Regions from separate parts of the Mus musculus genome. Here regions 1, 2 and 3 are each linked to region 4. Evidence: chromatin loops called from intact Hi-C (ENCODE). Cell type or tissue: heart. All regions are shown on one strand. Region 1 overlaps Ghr (growth hormone receptor). Region 2 overlaps Ghr (growth hormone receptor). Region 3 overlaps Selenop (selenoprotein P). Region 4 holds the start of Gm52192 (a long non-coding RNA gene).

The links. A loop is a pair of places that touch in the nucleus more often than their neighbours do. Peaks named below come from ENCODE experiments on the same cell type or tissue, not always from the same donor. Only the 100,000 strongest peaks of a DNase experiment are listed, where the experiment ranks them.
Region 1: a loop joins it to region 4, with 2.6 times the contacts of the local background. A loop is called at or near these places in 8 of 42 quality-filtered maps.
Region 2: a loop joins it to region 4, with 12 times the contacts of the local background. A loop is called at or near these places in 9 of 42 quality-filtered maps.
Region 3: a loop joins it to region 4, with 4 times the contacts of the local background. A loop is called at or near these places in 13 of 42 quality-filtered maps.

Annotation. Positions count from the first base shown.
Region 1 is chr15:3,437,159-3,442,158 of GRCm38, forward strand. All of the region lies in intron 2 of Ghr (growth hormone receptor), which reads right to left. Among named protein-coding and RNA genes, the nearest start is that of Ccdc152, 140 kb to the left of the region's middle. In heart, CTCF peaks have their summits at 2,046 (motif pointing right) and 4,577 (motif pointing right); a DNase peak (open chromatin) is centred at 373.
Region 2 is chr15:3,353,542-3,358,541 of GRCm38, forward strand. All of the region lies in intron 3 of Ghr (growth hormone receptor), which reads right to left. All of the region lies in intron 4 of Gm41254 (a long non-coding RNA gene), which reads left to right. Among named protein-coding and RNA genes, the nearest start is that of Ccdc152, 53 kb to the left of the region's middle. In heart, a CTCF peak has its summit at 2,900 (motif pointing right); no DNase peak of the experiment used is centred here; H3K4me3 peaks cover 219 bases.
Region 3 is chr15:3,274,510-3,279,509 of GRCm38, forward strand. Selenop (selenoprotein P) reads left to right here. Exons shown (of 5, transcript NM_009155.4): 2 at 152-367; 3 at 1,058-1,270; 4 at 2,648-2,765; 5 at 4,593-5,000. The coding sequence starts at 165. Among named protein-coding and RNA genes, the nearest start is that of Selenop, 6.0 kb to the left of the region's middle. In heart, a CTCF peak has its summit at 3,112 (motif pointing left); no DNase peak of the experiment used is centred here.
Region 4 is chr15:3,211,682-3,216,681 of GRCm38, forward strand. Gm52192 (a long non-coding RNA gene) reads left to right here and starts at 3,764. Exons shown (of 3, transcript XR_003951557.1): 1 at 3,764-4,008; 2 at 4,723-4,991. In heart, a CTCF peak has its summit at 2,222; no DNase peak of the experiment used is centred here.

The sequences.
Region 1 (5,000 bases), 230 kb after region 4:
TCAGAAAGTATAATCCTTCAAATGGTTTTTCTTTATACTTTCTTGTTTGTTTGTTCTGAAATATACATTCATATTTTTCAGTCTACTGTATTTTAAACAAAGGTGATTCTTTGTTTAAAAGATACTCATACGCTTAAAAACTCAATAAGGAAAAATTAAGACAAGGTTACACACCCTCTTTTTGGTGTATAGGACTCTTGGGCTCAGTGTTTAGGAATGACTGATCTCATGTATGTGACAATTCCATATTTTGACCCTTAAAACTACCATGTTATGTATACCATTTCTCTAAAAATCAACTAACCAAACAAGCAAAAACAAAAGCTGCCTCTGCTATGCTCAGTGCCACGTGTTTGGGCTTTTTTTAGCCAAGCATTCTTCACCTTTACTAGCTTTGGCTGGAGATCCAGTCCTCTAGTTCAGATGTCCTCTATGACCTGGCAAGAGGGGACCTTTGAGGTCAGTGGGGCCCTGGGGGAGGAATGGTAAAGAGTAGAGAGTCTGGAAAGATATTCCAAACGCACTGCTTTCTTGAAGGATAACTCTGCTTCCTGTTGCTTTTCATGGGCATTACCTCTGCAAAATGAGGGCACTGTGCCCCTAAACGGATGAAGACAAGTGTTGTTCAAGTGTAACCTCTTGCCTAAGAGCAGGTATGAAATCTCCAGAGTGTTTGTCCTTTCTACCCAAGCCCAGTGGTTCTTTTTTTCAATTATAGGGTCAATTTCTCTTTTAATTAAAAAATCTTTACATTTATATTTTGAGAATTTCTTATACCATTACTGTAGTCACATAATTTCTGCCCTTCCTTCCTCCAAGTCTCCCCACTTTCTCCCAACTCCTCAAATTCATGGCCTCTTAGCCTTTAATTATTATTGTCATAATCAGACACACATACATATGTAAATAACATGCTGGGTTAATGTATTTTTGTTCATGTATACATGTGTCTAGGGATGACTGCTTGGGGTTGGGCAACCTATTGGGGACTTGTCTGTAGAGAAGACCGATTCTTCTGCTCTCAGCACTTAACAGCTATTAATTATGTAGGGTACATTTCTAACTTTAAAACAAAAAAAAATCACTCATTTAAATATAGTGTTAGAAAAAAGGTGCTTTCTCTTGCCCTAAAGCCCATTATCATTGGACATGGATACTTTAGTTGGAAAGTATTATTAACCATCACAAACCCTGACACATATGTACCCTTTCCTTCTAAATACTTTCATGGACTCTTTGAAAGTTTGGAGAGTGACCTAGGACACAGGAGTGTGCTGTAAGGGCCAACATAGTCAGAGAAGGCTAAGGAGGAGGAAAGAGAATGAAACCATGTTCCAAGGTGCCTAAAAACTCTGACTTCTGTTTTCTTCTTCTACACGTGATAACAGCTTACGTTTATACAGGCTTTTTGAATGTTCTTTATATGTCTCAATCCTCTCAATAACCCTTTGTGTTAAGTATCTAATTATCCCCTTTTATAAATGAGGAAACAGAGGCATAGAACAATGAAGTCACTTCTGTGAGGTCAGCAGGGTCAGCATGGAATCCAGCCTATGTCCTGACCACTATCAGCTGTACTGCCTGCATACTATATAACCACCTGTGACTCTCATTAGGTTAGCATCACTGATAGTACATTAGAAAATGTCTCTCTCAGACCTATGAGTTTACCTCCACCTTTTTTTTTTTCTTTTTAGGTTTCTTCAAATAAAATACACTTTTTGGTATTTATTCAGAATTTCATTTTCAAAACATAAAGATACATATATTCTTTGACATCTCCAAACTTCAAAAGGGTTCATAAGCAGGGGAATAGTACATACTATTTAAGTATAATTTAAAAGCAAAGAAACTATGGAAACAGAAACAGACTAAAAACAACGTCAGAAAATAGATAGCAATTCTTTTTACACCTTATGAAACCTTCAGTGCTTGCTATAGGAAGAGATTGAAAGGATATGTAGCAGGTACCTGATTTATTTATTTATTTATTTTATATATGTGAGTACACTGTTGCTATCTACAGACACTCCAGAAGAGGGCATCAGATCCCATTACAGATGATTGTGAGCTACCATGTGGTTGCTGGGAATTGAACCCAGGACCTTAGGAAGAACACTCAGTACTCTTAACCACTGAGCCATCTCTCCAACCCTGAAACAGGCTCCTGAATCTCAGCTGCCAGCCATTAGAACGTTCAAACTCAAATACATGTAAAAATAAGATACAACCCCAGCATTTATATGGGCCTATTTATTCAATAACAGGCTTAATTGTGAATCCTTTTAGTTGTGGTGGCATCTTAGCATTGTTGACAGACTGTTTATGAGTTAGAAAACTAAAGGAGAAAAATTGAGGAGGGGATAGAAGGAATCCTTGGAGCTGAGAGCCAGGAGGCAAGAAAAGCACCAGTGGGCAGGACAGCAGGAAAGCAGATTCATTAATTCTTGATTTATTAATTCTTCTGGAACCTCAACTGTTGCACAAAACACAGATCGTGTGGAGTAGGAAGGGCTTTTGCAGGCTTTGGATGAGTCTGGTCTGTAGATTCACACGTGTAAACTAACAGGGGTTTAACAGTTGCCCTGGAAGCCTGGAAATTTATTTACCTAGCAGATAACAAAGTTTAGAAGTAGCTGGGCGTGGTGGTGCACACCTTTAATCCCAGCACTTGGGAGGCAGAGGAAGGTGGATTTCTGAGTTCAAGGCCAGCCTGGTCTACAAAGTGAGTTCCAGGACAGCCAGGGCTATATAGAGAAACCCTGTCTTGAAAACAAACAAACAAACAAACAAAGAAAAAACCAAAGCTTAGAAGTGATGAGAAATCCAACTTCAAGATAGTTTTCTTTTCTTACTTTACCAGCCATGTAGGGAGACAGAGCCAATCCAAATTTGAAAAGAAATCCTTCAGTCTCCATTGAGAAGTGTCATGACAGAGGTACACCCCTCCCTGTAGTATAGTTAGAAAGTCGAGGAGCTTGGGGCTGGAGAGTCAGCTCAGCAGGTGAGAGCACTTGTTACATTTGCGGAGTACCTGGGTTCAGTTCCCAGCACCTACACTCTGACGCACAATCATCCGAAACTCCAGTTGCAAACCTGACACCCTCTTCTGACCTCCACTGACACCACACATGCATGCACTCACATACACGTGAACAGGCAAAAGATTTATAAAATAAAATCAATAAATCTAAAAGATATTAAGAAGAGGTTGAAGATGTTGTATGAGAGTATGCTACTAAGAATAATGCTGCATAGCTGTTATTCAAGAAAAATTGGCCAATAGAAACCTCACACTAGTGTGTGCCTTAAGGAAAATTACTAAAATAAGCTAACAAAAGAAGAATATGAAAAACCATCACACACTAAAAAGGGTAAGCTTAAAGTTGTTGGTGATCATATGTGATTTGGGGGTAGGAGAGGGGTAGGCATTTATATTGGTGCTCGAGTTAAGGTTCTGCTCTGCTGGTTATCAAATAAATAACTAGTTTTCCCCAAAGCTGGTAGAAGACAGCAGCTGCCTCATGAAATCTAGGATCAACTGCATCAGCTGTGTAGTTTTTACAATCTTTATCATCCATCCAAAGTTACCTACCTCAACTTAGCTCCTCTGCTAAGCAACTCTGGATCCGGCCCATTGGACTTGCAAACTTTATATGCCCCAGCACAGGGGAACGCCAGGGCCAAAAAGGGGGAGTGGGTGGGTAGGGGGTGGGGGGGTGGGTAGGGGGTGGGGGGGTGGGTAGGGGGTGGGTAGGGGGTGGGGGTATGGGTCTGGGGGACTTTTGGGATAGCATTGAAAATGTAAACGAGGAAAATACCTAATTTTAAAAAATGAGGACTGGGGTTTGTAGAGAGACAGGGTAATTGTTAAACACTAACAACATGAATGCTGAATGGTTTTGCCACAAATACAGTAAGTACCATTAAGTTGGATCGAACATCATTTCCCATAGAAGTTATTTTCATATTACTAAATAGAAGACCAGACAATGAGAACCTTAAAGAAATACAGGAGAGCCTTAATCTACCCAGGTTGCATTGCGGGACTAGCTGTTCCACTAGCTGTGTGATATTCCATGACCTTTAAAGGCTTTTTAATTTTACTGCTTCTTGGATGAGACAGGACCACCCCAGGATCTCAAAGGACCTAGGATGACATCACTTCACAATGATAATACCCAATCAATACCCTTTCACCTTGTTACTTGGTGCCTGGAAGGAAAGAAACCCTGCAACTTTTAAATTTTTCCAAAATCCAAATGATGAGGAGGTAGATGAAGAACTATTTTATTTTTTGAGAGAGTGGAATTTGGGATTTATGTTAGAAAAAGAGGAGGATGGTAGAGAGGAGGAAGAGGGAGAATAGAGAGTGTAATCTTGTGGTAGAAGCCTGAAAAGAAGCTCATGTATAGGTGCCAGTCTATTGTGTGCCAATGAAGTCTAAACAGCTTGAGGTGGTCCTGATAATTCCTGGCATAGTTATGGTCAGTGATATCCAGTGCGGGCATGTGGTGACCTGTGTGCATTAGTCAGTTCTTGGTTGGTTACTATTTTGCTACTTGTCAGCACTTCCACTAGAGGGCAGCAGGTGGAAAGGCGAGGATGTCAAAATGGATTAACATTGATTGGTATTTGATGACAGAGGCTGTCAAGGTTAAGTACTGAGGGAGACAAATCATAAATTAAGTGGGGAAGTGAGTCTCATAGCTAGTGGGTTTCCATCTCTAGTGAAGCCCTGGATGACTGAAGGAGCTCAGCACCAGGAGGAGGATGGAAAAAGCTTTTTATCAAAGGAGCCCTTTTGCTTGTGTTTGGAGTTTTTCATGTGTGCATGAGTGCATACACATGAACATGCACATACACACACACAAACCAGACAGACGGACACACACACACATCAGACACACAGGCACACACAGACATAGACATGTGCATACACAGATGCACACATTCATTCACACTGATACACGCAGATGGACACACACAGACACATACAG
Region 2 (5,000 bases), 140 kb after region 4:
TTTCTCAAGTGTTTATACTGAAAGGCCCTTCAGATACTGAGTCTTGGGGGGAAACATGCCAAATAGGGATTGCATTATCAAAGTGAAGCAGCATGTACTGAATCCTGGGGAAGCGGGGTGTGGGGGGCACAATTCCATGTAATAAAGATGCAAAACTGCTTCTGTAGCTCTCAGAGGATGGCAACATGGTCAGCATGACTCTCTGCTGTCCATGATTGGTTTGGTGTCTCTCAAATAGATCAGGTCTTGACTTCCACTGGCATGGAGTGAACATGTGAGCTCACAGCTGTCTTCCAGGACTTCTCCCATTGTACTTTCTAATACACTACAAGAGTTCAGCTAAGAGTCCAACTGTGTAAGTTGCTGAGTCACGGAAGTTAGTGTAAAATTCTTGGAAGCAGATCCTGGGAGCAAGGTTGACTCTCAGGCTTCATCTCCGTGTGAGTCCAGAGAGAAGAGCTATGGTAAGCTTTGGCAGAGAGTTACAAATGCCCATGGATCACATCATTAATATAACCATGGAAAGATGAGCTTGGAAACTAGTGGGATTTGAGGTTGATTCTCAAATGTACAACTTGCTAGCAGAATTATTGTCCTTATTCTTTATAGTCACTGAGATGTGAGTTACACAGTACTTGACTTGTGGTTAGTTTTTGGCAAATAACTACTACCAGGACTGAGGAGAGCTACACACTATTTCTAGTGCTTTAGTAGGTCTAGATACAGCTGGGAATTGACTTTCAAGGAAAAACAGCAAAACTTTACTTGATCTTAGTCTTCATAATTAAAATTAAAATTAAAAATATTTCATAATTAAAATATGAACCCTTGGCAAGGTGAAACTCCTCATAGCTAACCAAAATGGAAGCATTTTTTTCTATTTGTCTACTCAGAATTTCTATATTAAGTATCTAGAATCCAACAGAACTTTTTACACCTCTGCACTTTGGGTATTTTAGACTAGGTAATCCATGTTCCCAGTGCCTTATTGTGCATTTGAAATATTTAACATCATTCCTACCCTCTGCCTACTAGATGCTAGGAGCACTCTTTGCATGATGGCCATGTCTCTCCACATTCCTAGAATTTACATCTTGGGCAACAGAATCACATTTGATGACAATAGCTTCTGAATGTAAATGTATCACAGAATTATAAAACTATTCTGATTACTTTTAACTTGAGTAATTGAAAAAATATTTTTTGTGTAAAGTACATGCATGCTATTTGTGTGTGTGTGTGTGTGTGTGTGTGTGTGTTGTAGGTATGAACATTTTATGGTATATGTGTATGGAAATCAGAGGACATGCTTCATTATTGGGTCTCACCTTCTTCCTTGTTTGAGACACATTTCTTTGTTCTTCATAATTGCCTATACCAAAAGAGATGATCCATGAGCTCTGGAGTATTGGAGATACATGCTGTTGCACCATGGGTTCTGGAAGTCTGAATTGAGTTCTCACACTTGCATGGCAAGTGTTTTGTCAACTGAGTCATCTCTTCAGTCTTCCCCCATCCCCTGACTTTGGATATAAGCAGAACATTTACTTAAGCATTGTGTAAAAGTATTCTAGAAGAGATTAGGTTCCTACTGTATGCCATACTCCTAGCATGTGCTTTGTTATTTCATACACACACTTCTGTGTATAAAATGTTGTGTGTTAGTGTTGTGATCCTCACTTATAGCTAACGGGATGCTTCTGAGAGGTCAGATAATTTCTTGACAAAACACAGATGCAGTAAATGGTAAAGCTGGAACATGAAACCACAATTTTCTCACTTCAAAGTTCTTCTCCCCATATGGTATGCTGTAGGATTTTTCATTCTTGGCATTAAGTTCAAAGAGTTATAAGCATCTATGAGCTGCTAGATAGCTGTAGAGACCAAGGCTAGAGACTAAGTGCTGTGGACACAATCTGAAAACACCTTATTTTTAACCTTTTACTCCATGTATGTAAGATAAATGGGAAAACATCATAATTATGAGAAACATATGCAATGCCTTCAGGATGTGCTAGATTTTTTTTTTCACAGAAATGAGAAACTGAAGATGTCCCAGACTGAAAAAAACCCGTCTGACTGATGGAGAAAATAAGACTCATAAGAACCCCAAATGAAACATTGTAACATATACTGAAAACACTATGTAGTGTTGTTTAAATAAAGGGGATGCAACATTCTAAGCTAGCTTGGGAAATAGGTTATTTACAGGAGCTCACTTCTAAATTTCCTTAAGAGGTCAGGAGGCTGGAGATATATATATGATTAGCCTATATATTGGTGGACAACAGTCCAGGGACAGCTCTCAAGAATAAAATCACTGCCTGCCATTTGGTCCTTCCTATTCAAGTCAGGAGCTCTGCTCACTTCTATCTATAACCAGAGGTCAGATATTCTCATAGAAATGACATTCATACAAGCACAGAGCTGTCTTCTGGGACATGGCTTTGGCTTATTTAGAGTCATAGATTCTTAGAGCTTGAAGCTAGCCAGACTTGCCATCCCATTTTACCACAAGCAGAAAAAGATGCTGTCTAAAGAGGGACCGAACTTCCAATGATCCTGTGGTTGGTAAAGAGTGAGAGTGTGTTCTACTGCCTCTATGAAGTAAAAATCATGGTTTCTGTTGTTTTGTGCTTACTATGTACCCAAGAGTTGCAAAGCCTAATTAATATCCAAGGGTACCATTTTCAGGGCTTGGCTTGCTCCTGAGCCCCTAGACTGTATGACAGAAAATTATGATGATTTTTAGGTCACAGCAATAAAGTGGAAGCTTATGAGAAATCAAAATGAAGAGTCATTCTGAATAGTAAGTTATGTTCCAGCATCCAATGAATTAAAATTTCACATGTCAAAAAAAAAAAAAAAATCACATGTCACTACATTTCAATACACTAGGTGGCAGCAAATAGGTATTTAGGTACACCGTCAATAGATAGGCAGACTGGAAACAAAATGAAACTAAGTCTTTGGGTTTAATGAAAGGGGATTAATTTCTTGATGCTCTCAAACATGTACGCCAAAGCCAGAGCTTTCTCATAAGCTTTCTTTACCAAGGTTGCCCTTACAAACTATTAGTGGTGGACAACTACAGCTTGGAGAGCTTGGAGCTGTTCAGGTTGCTGCTTTCTGGGGAGGCGTGGCAATAGGCTATATATTTCAAGAATGGAGAGTAACAGTCAGGGAGAGGGAATGGGCAGGTTTAAGGGAGCATGTTGCAGGATATGCTCCAGAATCAAAGGGCTGAAAAAGAGATGTTAGCAGGCTGGTGGGGAATCCTGGCAACAGAGATATTTGTTAAATTAAGTAAAATTAGTATCTACACGTTCAGCCATAGGGACCCAAAAGATTATCTAGTGTCGCAGTTGGTTATGTCAGGTGATCCATTAAGGGATAGAAAGAAATTAAGAGGGATTTCTAATACTGCGTATCAGATTCATACAGAGTCACTAAGCCCATGTACATGAGTCACATGCTATGGGAGGAACTTCACACAAAGAGTGGAAGGGTCATGATTCAGAGTGCCTGTTCATAAATTAATCCCTCATCTCTTGGCATTGCAGAAGTTTTTCAGGCTCTTCTTGGCTGATTTAAAGGGTATATGGACTGAAAAGATGTAGCTCAGCTATAACTGTCTTGTAACAAAGAAGTGGCTTAAAAGATTCATATAAAGAAATTTCAAATCAAAGATGAGCTGATAATGTTGTCTTACTGATCAGAATGCAGCCGATGGCATGCTCTTCATAGCCTTAGAACAAGCTCTCAGTTGCTCCAAGCAAATCCAATGGACGGTAGCCTCCAAATCAGAAAAGGCTCTGAAGACTACTCAAACAGAGATTAACTTCTATTCTTATTATGGATGGACTTCTAATTTGATGTGTACTGCAACACCTTTAAAATAACATGTTGATAAACAAGATATAGACTCTGCCTTCAAATTCCTGTTTTATAAACCACTAAATGAGAATTATCTCTCCCTAAATAAGTAAACTTGTTTAAAGTATATCTCAAGAAGCATTCTGCTCTAATAAATATTAAACACCTTTCAGAATATCATTTGATTCAGCTATATATAAAATTTAAATATGTATATATACATATGCATATAGATTATAGTGATATGTGTTGAATTCAGGGCCTGAGTAGAAGCTAAGAAAGCTCTCTACCACTGAGGTATATCCAATCCTATGAATTTATTTTTGTGTATAGCCTATGATAAACAAAATAGAGTACTATGTATGTGTAAGGAATTTTTAAGCATGTGAACATGCAAACTGGCTATATGACTATGATACTAATGGGCTATAGGATCCAGATTTTTATGACTTGAGACAGCTTAACATATTTATAAATAAATAAGTAAAATGAAGCAAGAGACCTAGACTCTCGGTCTTCTGAATTAGTCCACTTTCCATTACCATTAAGAACTATCTGATGCTGAGGAACTTATAAAGAAAAGACATTTATTTATTTATTTTGCAGTTCTGAGACTCAAGATCAAGCGTTTTGGCTTCAGTTCATCTCTGGTGAGGGGCAATGGAAGGTTGGGAGTGTGGTGAGAAAGATCTCATGGTGACATAGGACGTCAGAGGGACTAAGTAGTTTGTGTCACATGTTTTTAAAGAATATCTTTCTTGTGAATGAATTGTGATTTGCTAAGAACTATATTAATCTCTTCCAAAGCTAAGGTTCCCAATAATCTAAGAACCATTTTCTAAACACAGCCTCTTAAAGTCCCACCACCTCATAATACTGCCACACTGGGACCAAGTTTCTGACATGAATATTTTTGGAGACACACCATATAGAAACAATAGCATCTCTACAGAAAATAAACTGTCAGTTTGTTATTTAAACACTTCCATTTTATTCTCTTTGGCTTCCATATTTCCCCTGATGTTGCCAGCTATACACTTTTGTGCAAAGGTCCAAGATAGAGAGTTGAGATTTTTATTCCATTTTAATGCTCCAGATGCCTTCCTCCCTAAAGACTTCTCTGT
Region 3 (5,000 bases), 63 kb after region 4:
GGCTCATGACAATGGCGTAATGAGCCTAACAAAATGGAAATAGAATCCATATGCTAAGTTATAATAAGTAGCATTGTACCTACCGTGTTTAAAGAAATTCATAGCAATGACTGTGAAGTTATCAATGAAGATTACATCTCTTGTTTTATAGGACAACCTCAGCAATGTGGAGAAGCCTAGGGCTTGCCCTGGCTCTCTGTCTCCTCCCCTATGGAGGAGCAGAGAGCCAAGGCCAAAGCTCTGCTTGTTACAAAGCCCCGGAGTGGTACATAGGAGATCAAAATCCAATGCTAAACTCAGAGGGCAAAGTGACAGTGGTTGCTCTTCTTCAAGCCAGCTGATACTTGTGTCTTCTGCAGGCATCCAGGTAAGTGATCTTTTAAGGCTTAGGATATTCTTAGCGAAAGGTTATTAAATATTAATGTATGCATATAAAAGGCAATATAAATAGGAATAATGTAATGGTTAAATAACACCTTTGAAGACAAATATGTTTGCATAGCACACATCTAATGAAAAGATGAGGGCATCTTATAGCTGTACACACACACACACACACACACACACATACACACACACAAACACACACATACACACCATACACCATGGATATATCCAGTACTACCAAAATGTTTACTGTGGCATTCCTGGGCTTTGAACATGTTTTCCTATTAGTGGAGCAGATTCTTTAAGAGCAGAGAAAGGCTGCAAGCCAGTACACACACTAAATGCTAAGATGCTAATAAAAGGTCCTGCATCATTTAACAACCATAAACAAAAAACATTGGTTGACTCATCCACCAACTATTAGTGGCATAACATTCTGTATATATGCAAAGTGAATCTAAGTTTATCTAATTTGAAGCTCATGTTCATGCAAACATTTAGCATTGTTTCAAGTTATAAATAACTGTAAAAGTAAAAGTTGCCTTATAACAAACACAAAAATAAGCCAGTTAAAAATAATAAGAGAATCGCAGAACGCACAAAGAATGTAGATGGCAGAACAGATAAGCAAACTAAATGTCATCATTAATTTCATGTGTTTTTCCCCTAGATTGGAAGACCTGCGCATAAAACTAGAAAGCCAAGGATATTTTAACATCTCTTACATTGTTGTTAACCATCAAGGATCTCCTTCCCAATTAAAACACTCACATCTTAAAAAGCAGGTGTCAGAACACATCGCAGTGTACAGACAAGAAGAAGATGGCATAGATGTCTGGACTCTCTTAAATGGAAACAAAGATGACTTCCTCATCTATGACAGGTGAGCTGTCCTCCGGGCCCTTCCTATTTATTTACTTTTACTGCACACAGTGGTCTTCTTCACTACCGAATGCCACAGTTCACCTTTCATCTCATGGGACTCCTTACTGTTGGAGACATTTTCAGTTTCTACCCTATGGCAGACTCTGCCCTGCTATTTCTTTCCACAGCTTCCTGTTGCCTCCTCTCCCCTTCCTCCCTCCCTCCTTCTCATTCTTCCTACTACATTCCTCCTGTTAACAACTTTGTATTATTCAGGGGGATTCAGTTTTCTTCTCTTCACACTGAATATTCTGCAAAAAAAAACATGGTCTTGGGGGGATGGCCTTGCTGCCATCTGCCCTTCAGAAAACTGTGACAGGCAGGTGTTAAGGAATTGTAGTCATTCACCAGCTCCTAAGTCTTACATCTATGATTAATAAAATATTCATAGTTTTAGAGAATTTCAATGCATATATTGTCTTCTGTAAAATATTCTTAGTTGATGCTTGCTTTCTTCTGTCCTACAGGGGCCGAATGTTTCCTTTGCCTCATGTTACATATCATTTTAGCATTACATTTCATTCTTTCAGGCTTCTAAACTAATCTAGTCAGTGGCAAGTACAACAGTTTGCCACTCATGTAAAGATGTATATTTTGGGTACAATATCTGTAAAAATGGACATTTCAACTTTACCATTTTTGAGAATGTCAAATTGTAATTCTAGCTATTTTATTTTATTGGAGACTTTATTGTGTCAGGTCTTTGAATAGTGAGCTAGTGAGCACAGGGCATCCATGTGCCAGTACTTGTGACATTCAGTAGACAGGAGAACCATGAGTTTCAGGCTAGCTTAGATGCCACAGTGAGTTCAAGGCTAAGATGAGTTATATTATGAGAATCTACCTTAAAAAAAAAAATCGGGGACTGGGGATGTAGCTCACTGACAGAGTAATTATATAGCAGATGTAAGGGCTGGGTTTGATTCCTACACTACAAAAATAATAAATAGATAAGAGTCTGCCCCAAACTTGGATATTGCTTTTGTTGTGCTATGATTTCTGCTTCTGTAAAATTTATCTTGCCTAAGCAGTTATGAAAAGCTCCCATGATTAGTCTTTGGCAGACTATAAAATTAAAATTAAATATATATTTGAGTCAGTTATTATACATTTTTTATTATTTAGTAACATGTATAATTCAAAATTTTAAGATTAAACTCAGTGTATTCTTGCTCTAATCTGACCTGGTATACATCCTGGAAACTCAGTTGTAGACTCCAATCAAGGAAATCTATTAAAGGCATGGAAGGGTCTTGGCCCCTGACACCTAATGCAATGTAGACCAGGTAGGGTTGCAGTACAGAAACTACAGTAGAACCTTATGTTTGCCTTTTAGATGTGGCCGTCTTGTGTATCACCTTGGTTTGCCTTACTCCTTCCTCACATTCCCATATGTTGAAGAAGCCATTAAGATCGCTTACTGTGAGGAGAGGTGCGGAAACTGCAATCTCACGGTAGGCATTTTTCTCAATTGCTTTTACTGGGGGATAAAGAGAAAACTCTTAAAAAAATCTATCTAATAAGTGGCTTGCTATCGATTATAAAAGGAAAAATTTTAATGCATGATTTGTGTTAGGTAACACACCTTAAAACATATTTTCAAGATTCATATTGATGCTTTTATCTAGAAAGCCTTTCAAAACAAACAAACCATGACTGGAGAGATGGCTCAGTGGTTAAGAATACTTGCTGCATTTGCAGAGAAGCCCCATTTAGTCCCCAGCACCCACACAGCAGCTTAGAGCCATTTAATTCCAGTTCCAGGGGACCCAGTGCCCTCTTCTGGCCTAAGGGTACCAGGCACAAATGCAGTGCTCTCAATACATGGAGCCAAGGGACTCATATACATGAAGTAAAAATAAATAAACATCTAAAGGTAATAAAAAACTATCGTAGACCACTATGTCAGCTACTAATGAATGCTGTTGCATAAGGATAAGTGCTCGAAGAATTTAGTCAACATTTAAAATATTCTGACTGTGGTAACCTGGGCATGTTCAGAGAAAAGCTCATCTGTGATGTTACTGGTCAGGGAACTGAAACTAGATAACTATTTAATTTGTCCCTTGATTCAGGACAACCAGCTTTGCTAAAGAGCTAGCCTCTTTTTCTTCTGTTAGTTGAAGTATTACACTCCTCTGAAAAAGGAATGTATACCACTAATTACTTGATATCTCCTCATAACCACGAAAATATTTACTTCTTGTTATGAGAAAGAAGTACATTTAAATATTTCTATAAAAATTTAATTTTTATTGACTAAAATTTTTTCTTTTGCACTTAAAATATCTTTAAACAGTATTTCCCAAATTGGCCAGAGTGTTAAAATTTAAATTCAGGTTCAAGAAATATTCTGAAATTATATAGGAATTGACTAATGTTGTTGGCAGGTCACATTAATCGTACCACTTTGATTTTAATATTTATAAAATTCTGAATGTTAGTTTCAGATTTTAAAGATGAGGATACTGGGTTGCAAATAAAGCTCTTAAACTTGAACCAACACTAAATAATTAGTGCTATCAAGATTTAATTTTTTATATTTTGGGGTTACTTCTGGTTTTGCATTTGTGGAAATGCCTGCTCTAAATGTCCAGCCATATTGGAAAAAAAAAGGCAGAAAGATTTCATATAATTGGCTTAAAACTTATAAACTATTTGCTAAGGAGAATAACATAGCATAGGATCTGATATCTACATCAAATCAGCACCTTTCTGTTTTGCTGTCAATTATATGATACCTTATTTGTTCAACCAAGAGAGAAAAAAGCTGCTGTCAATTAAAGTAGGCTATGATGGCTTTTTTATCCAACAGAACTGTGAAAACACTACCAAAGCTTTGATGAAATTAAAAACATTTTCTCATGAAGCAGAATGTAAAGTTGCCAGTCTTTACTGACATCTTTGAGTTGTCAGAGAGAAGCTATTTAGCTTTAGAAAACAGGATTAGATCAGATGGCAGGTTTGCAAAGTGACTTGTAGCAGAACCGATGTTAAGATTCTGAAATATTTGGCTGACTTCATTAGGATGTAAGTTTTTTCAGCCAGTTTATTAAGTTTTGATTTTACAGAGAGAAATCTAGTAGTTTTGCTTCTTTAAACCTATTATAAAAATTTTAGACATTGAGACTAGGATAGGGCTCTTTTTCGTTGATATACTAGCCAGGTGTATCCCAATTCACTTGTTGAAATAACATATGTTGGCCCTACACGTAATTTTTTCATGCGTTCATGATAATTCTATAAGCATGTTAACAAGTGGGTTTATAAATTTGTTCCAGAGTCTTGAAGATGAAGACTTCTGTAAAACTGTGACCTCAGCTACTGCCAATAAAACTGCGGAGCCCTCAGAGGCTCATAGCCACCACAAACACCACAACAAACATGGGCAGGAGCATCTTGGCAGCAGTAAGCCTTCAGAGAATCAGCAACCAGGGCCATCAGAGACGACTCTGCCTCCTTCAGGCTTGCACCACCACCACAGGCATAGGGGCCAGCACAGGCAGGGTCACTTAGAGAGCTGAGACACCACAGCAAGTGAAGGCTTGCACCTTTCACTTGCCCAGAGGAAGCTCTGACGAAGGGGGTGCATCAACCAGCTCCTGTGTAAGTTGTCTAAGGAGTCCGAGGCAGCCCCCAGCAGCTGCTGCTGTCACTGCCGCCACCTCATATTTGAGAAGTCAGGGTCT
Region 4 (5,000 bases):
ATTACACTTCTTCAGGACCTCAGATGATCTCCTGCTTTAGGGTTTTCACTGCTGTGATGACAAAAATCTGAGGAATAACTTGAAGGAGGAATTTCTGATGTAGAGGATGGCAGAACATGTGTCTGTTGGCTGTCTTCATTCTCTCCTCTTATTCTGTATTCCTCTACAGGCTGTGTGAAAGTGTTGCCCACATCCCACACGTAGGGAAGGCCTCTCCCTTAACTAATTGCTTCTAGAAATGTCTCCACTGACATACCCAGAGGAGTGCTTATTTCTAGACACTTCTCAATCCAATCAAGTTGACAATTGAGATTGACCATTGTACTTACAAAGGGAAATACAGGGAGGGTAATCCCTCACAAGTCCTTGTGCCTCTCAACTTTGGCTACACATTAGAATCACCCAGGGGAGCTTGATCACAGCCAAGGGCCACCAGACATCCAGGTGACACTAGTGTGAGCCAACACCGAGAAGCCTGCTGTAAAGAGGCTGTAAATCAAGAGTTCAGATTGTAGCAAGATCCCAACTGTTTTTTTTACATGTCTACCTAACCATCAGCATATTTGTCTGCATTTATTGTGTTCACTTTCTTTTTTTTTCTTTGTATATTTTTTATTATGTATTTTCCTCAATTACATTTCCAATGCTATCCCCAAAGTCCCCCATACCATCCCCCCCACTCCCCTACCCACCCATTCCCACTTTTTGGTCCTGGCGTTCCCCTGTATTGGGGCATATAAAGTTTGCATGTCCAATGGGCCTCTCTTTCCAGTGATGGCTTACTAGGCCATCTTTTGATACATACACAGCTAGAGTCAAGAGCTCCGGGGTACTGGTTAGTTCATAATGTTGTTGCACCTACAGGGTTGCAGATCTCTTTAGCTCCTTGGATACTTTCTCTAGCTCCTCCATTGGGGGCCCTGTGATCCATCCATAGCTGACTGTGAGCATCCACTTATGTGTTTGCTAGGCCCCGGCCTAGTCTCACAAGAGACAGCTATATCAGGGTCCTTTCAGCAAAGACTTGCTAGTGTATGCAATGGTGTCATCGTTTGGAGGCTAATTATGGGATGGATCCCTGGATATGGCAGTCTCTAGATGGTCCATCCTTTTGTCTCAGCTCCAAACTTTGTCTCTATAACTCCTTCCATGGGTGATTGTTTCCAATTCTAAGAAGGGGCAAAGTGTCCACACTTTGGTCTTCATTCTTCTTGAGTTTCATGTGTTTTACAAATTATCTCTTATATCTCCGGTATACTAAGTTTCTGGGCTAATATCCACTTATCAGTGAGTACATATCATTTGAGTTCTTTTGTGATTGTGTTACCTCACTCAGGATGATGCCCTCCAGGTCCAACCATTTGCCTAGGAATTTCATAAAACCATAGGTGTGTAGGTTCAATTCTGGGTCTTCAATTCTATTACATTGGTCTACTTGTCTGTCACTATACCAGTACCATGCAGATTGTATCACAATTGCTCTGTAGTAAAGCTTTAGGTCAGGCATGGTGATTCCACCAGAGGTTCTTTTATCCTTGAGAAGAGTTTTTGCTATCCTAGGTTTTTTGTTATTCCAGGTGAATTTGCAGATTGCCCTTTCTAATTCATTGAAGAATTGAGTTTGAATTTTGGTGGGGATTGCATTGAATCTGTAGATTGCTTTTGGCAAGATAGCCATTTTTACAATGTTGATCCTGCCCATCCATGAGCATGGGAGATCTTTCCATCTTCTGAGATCGTCTTTAATTTCTTTCTTCAGAGACTTGAAGTTCTTATCATACAGATCTTTCACTTCCTTAGTTAGAGTCACGCCAAGGTATTTTATATTATTTGTGACTATTGAGAAGGGTGTTGTTTCCCTAATTTCTTTCTAATCCTGTTTATCCTTTGTGTACAAAAAGGCCATTGACTTGTTTGAGTTAATTTTATATCCAGCTAGTTCACCGAAGCTGTTTATCAGGTTTAGGAGTTCTCTGGTGAAATTTTTAGGGTCACTTATATATACTATCATATCATCTGCAAAAAGTGATATTTTGACTTCATCTTTTCCAATTTGTATCCACTTGATCTCCTTTTGTTGTCGAATTGCTCTGGCTAGGACTTCAAGTACTATGTTGAAGAGGTAGGGAGAAAGTTTTTTTATGTGCCTATGAGATTGCTGGCAGTTGGAAGGAGTGAATTTGAATTTTTCTGAAGTGGTACAATCCCCGTTGCAACACTAGGTGTCGCTGTAGAAAGGATGAAAGTTGTAAGGAAGCTGAATTGTAGTCTATTCGAAGGATGTCTGAGGGAATGATTGCACACAGACTCCTTTTCTAGAAAACAATATTAGTTGCTGGTGAAAGCATTTGGTTTCTGAAAATAAATCCTTAGATGTAGCTTTCTGAAGATTTCCTTGCCAGTATAACTCTTGGTATTAAGATACATCAGAATTAGACATAATTCAAGTGTTCTCTAAGAGAGAAATGATTATATTATATTATATTATATTATATTATATTATATATATTCAGTTAATTGATTTTCATGTAGATACAGGGAAGTTTGAAAAAGGCTGTTATGAACATTTAGTTTAAATATATCAATATATACAATCATATAATTGTCTAACAAACAAAAACCAACACAAAACTATTCAAGGAAAAGAAAACAAAAGACTGTGAATTGAATGCTGGGAACAGGATTTTCCAGGTTGTGGATGCCTTTTATTTTGTATATGATACTTTGATAATTGAAACTATTCCTGCAAACAAGTCCTAAGTCTCTCTCTCTGTCTCTGTCTCTGTCTCTGTCTCTGTCTCTCTCTCTCTCTCTCTCTCTCTCACACACACACACACACACACACACACACACAATCTTGTTTGTTTGTTTGTTTGTTCTTCTTGAGATGCCCTTAATACACGTTGGACCATTTCCATCTCCTGTTATTGTTTTCCCGTTTCAGAAACCTGGAAAGAGGCAGTATGTTCACACAGCATGATGTCAGTATGATAGGTTTACAGTTGTGTCTATGGTTCGATAAAATTTATTTTGATGCTTGTATTTTGTTCAAATTCTACTTTGTGGTTTATAAATGGGCAGATTGTGTTGTGTGTTTAGCTCTGTGGCAGGGTCGATAATTTCTGCCCATGAGTACAGATATAATTGATCTTGGGAAAATATAATAATAATAATAATAATAATAATAATATCTCTTGGGTCGATGAGATGACTTGGCAGGTAAAAGGAGCTTGCCTTGGCAAGTATGATGACCTAAGAACTTGATCCCTGAAATCTGCAGAAAAGTGGAAGGAGAGAACCAACTCCTGAAAGTTGTCCTCTGATCTTCATGTGAGCTCTGTGGCTCGCATACACCCCCCACCCACATCAGACACCTTCCCACAAAAGTAATGAGTATGGAAACAGTCTTGCTGCTGACTAAGCACTAAGCAGACCGTGATATCCATCTCTTAGGCAATCTCTTAAGAGAAAGATTATCTCATCTTTTAAACTCGTTAATCAGGTACAACAGGTAACCACTTTTAATTTTTTTTTTTTTTTTTTGGTGTAAACAATAACTAGACAGTTCCAGAGAGAGGGTTTTTTGGTAACAGCATCTGCTCAAAGATCTCATCTTAGACTCTCCAGGTAATAGGCTGCTTATCTCTGTGTGGTAATTGGGCTCATGCAGTGGAAAAACAAACATCTCATGCCATGCCTATGTGACAGATGGGGCTTTTGTACTTTGGAACTGAGGCATCTACCAAAGTCAGGCTCCCAGGTCCCAGGAAACAGAAAGGATGGCGTTGCCTCCCTTGATGTTTAGCATGTAGAGAGGCTGTAGGGTCTGGAAAAGAATATTTATTCCTGTGTCTTAAAGTTGGTTTAGCTTTTTAAACAGGGTGGGTGAGATGACCCAGTGCAGAAAGGTGCTTGCTGCTAAGTCTGAATTTGATCCTAGAACACACATGGTGTAAGTGAAAAACCAACTAACTGGCAGGGTGTCCTCAGATCTCCAGATCTACAAAAGTAAGTACCAAACATTTAACCGAGCTTGTACACATTGCAAAGACACAGAAATAACATCAAGGTCACACTTTCTAATCAGTGCTCCAGGAAAGGAAAGGAGTGATAGCTCCTCTTTTACCAGAAGCAGCACTGAGAATTTAGGCCTCTTAACCCCAAATTTGTCTTTTCATTGCCAGTGGCCTTAGCAGGCTCTACTTAGAATGTTCTGTTAGAAGGCTCTTAATTGATGAACAACTTGTGCTCTCCCAGCCTTAACAGTCTCTCCACACTGATAAAGTGACTGGAAGCCCCTCTACAACTCAACCAATGTCTCCTCTCCTCTCCTCTCCTCTCCTCTCCTCTCCTCTCCTCTCCTCTCCTCTCCTCTCCTCTCCTCTCCTCTCCTCTCCTCTCCTCTCCTCTCCCCTCCCCTCCCCTCCCCTCCCCTCCCCTCCCCTCCCCTCCCCTCCCCTCCCCTCCCCTCCCCTCCCCTCCTTTTCTTGGTTTCTACTGAGTTTGGTAAGTATTACTTGGAGAGATAAAACAGGTCAGAGGGAAGGAGGGGAACATGTTACCTCCAGAACCAGCGTTTATTCTTAATGCTCGGCTCCTCACTGGCTCTGGTCTCCATCTGAGCTCAGAAATGCTTAGCATAGAGAGTTATGCACAAGTCTTTCTCTTAGAAGCTGGTCCCCATGTGTGAGAGCAATCACATCCTGCATCCTCCACATGCAGGTCGTGCACTTCATGAAGCATGTGCTTGCCTGCCATGGTGTGTATATGCTTGGCCCAGGGATTGGCACTGTTGGGAGGTGTGGCCCTGTTGGAGTAGTTGTGTCACTGTGAGCATGAGCTTTAAGACCCTCATCCTAGCTGCCTGGAAGCCAGTCTTCTCCTAGAGGCCTTCTGATGAAGATGTAAAACTTTCAGCTCCACCTGCACCATGCCTGTATGGATGCTGCCATGCTCCTGCCTTGATGATAATGGACTGAACCTCTGAACCTGTAAGCCAG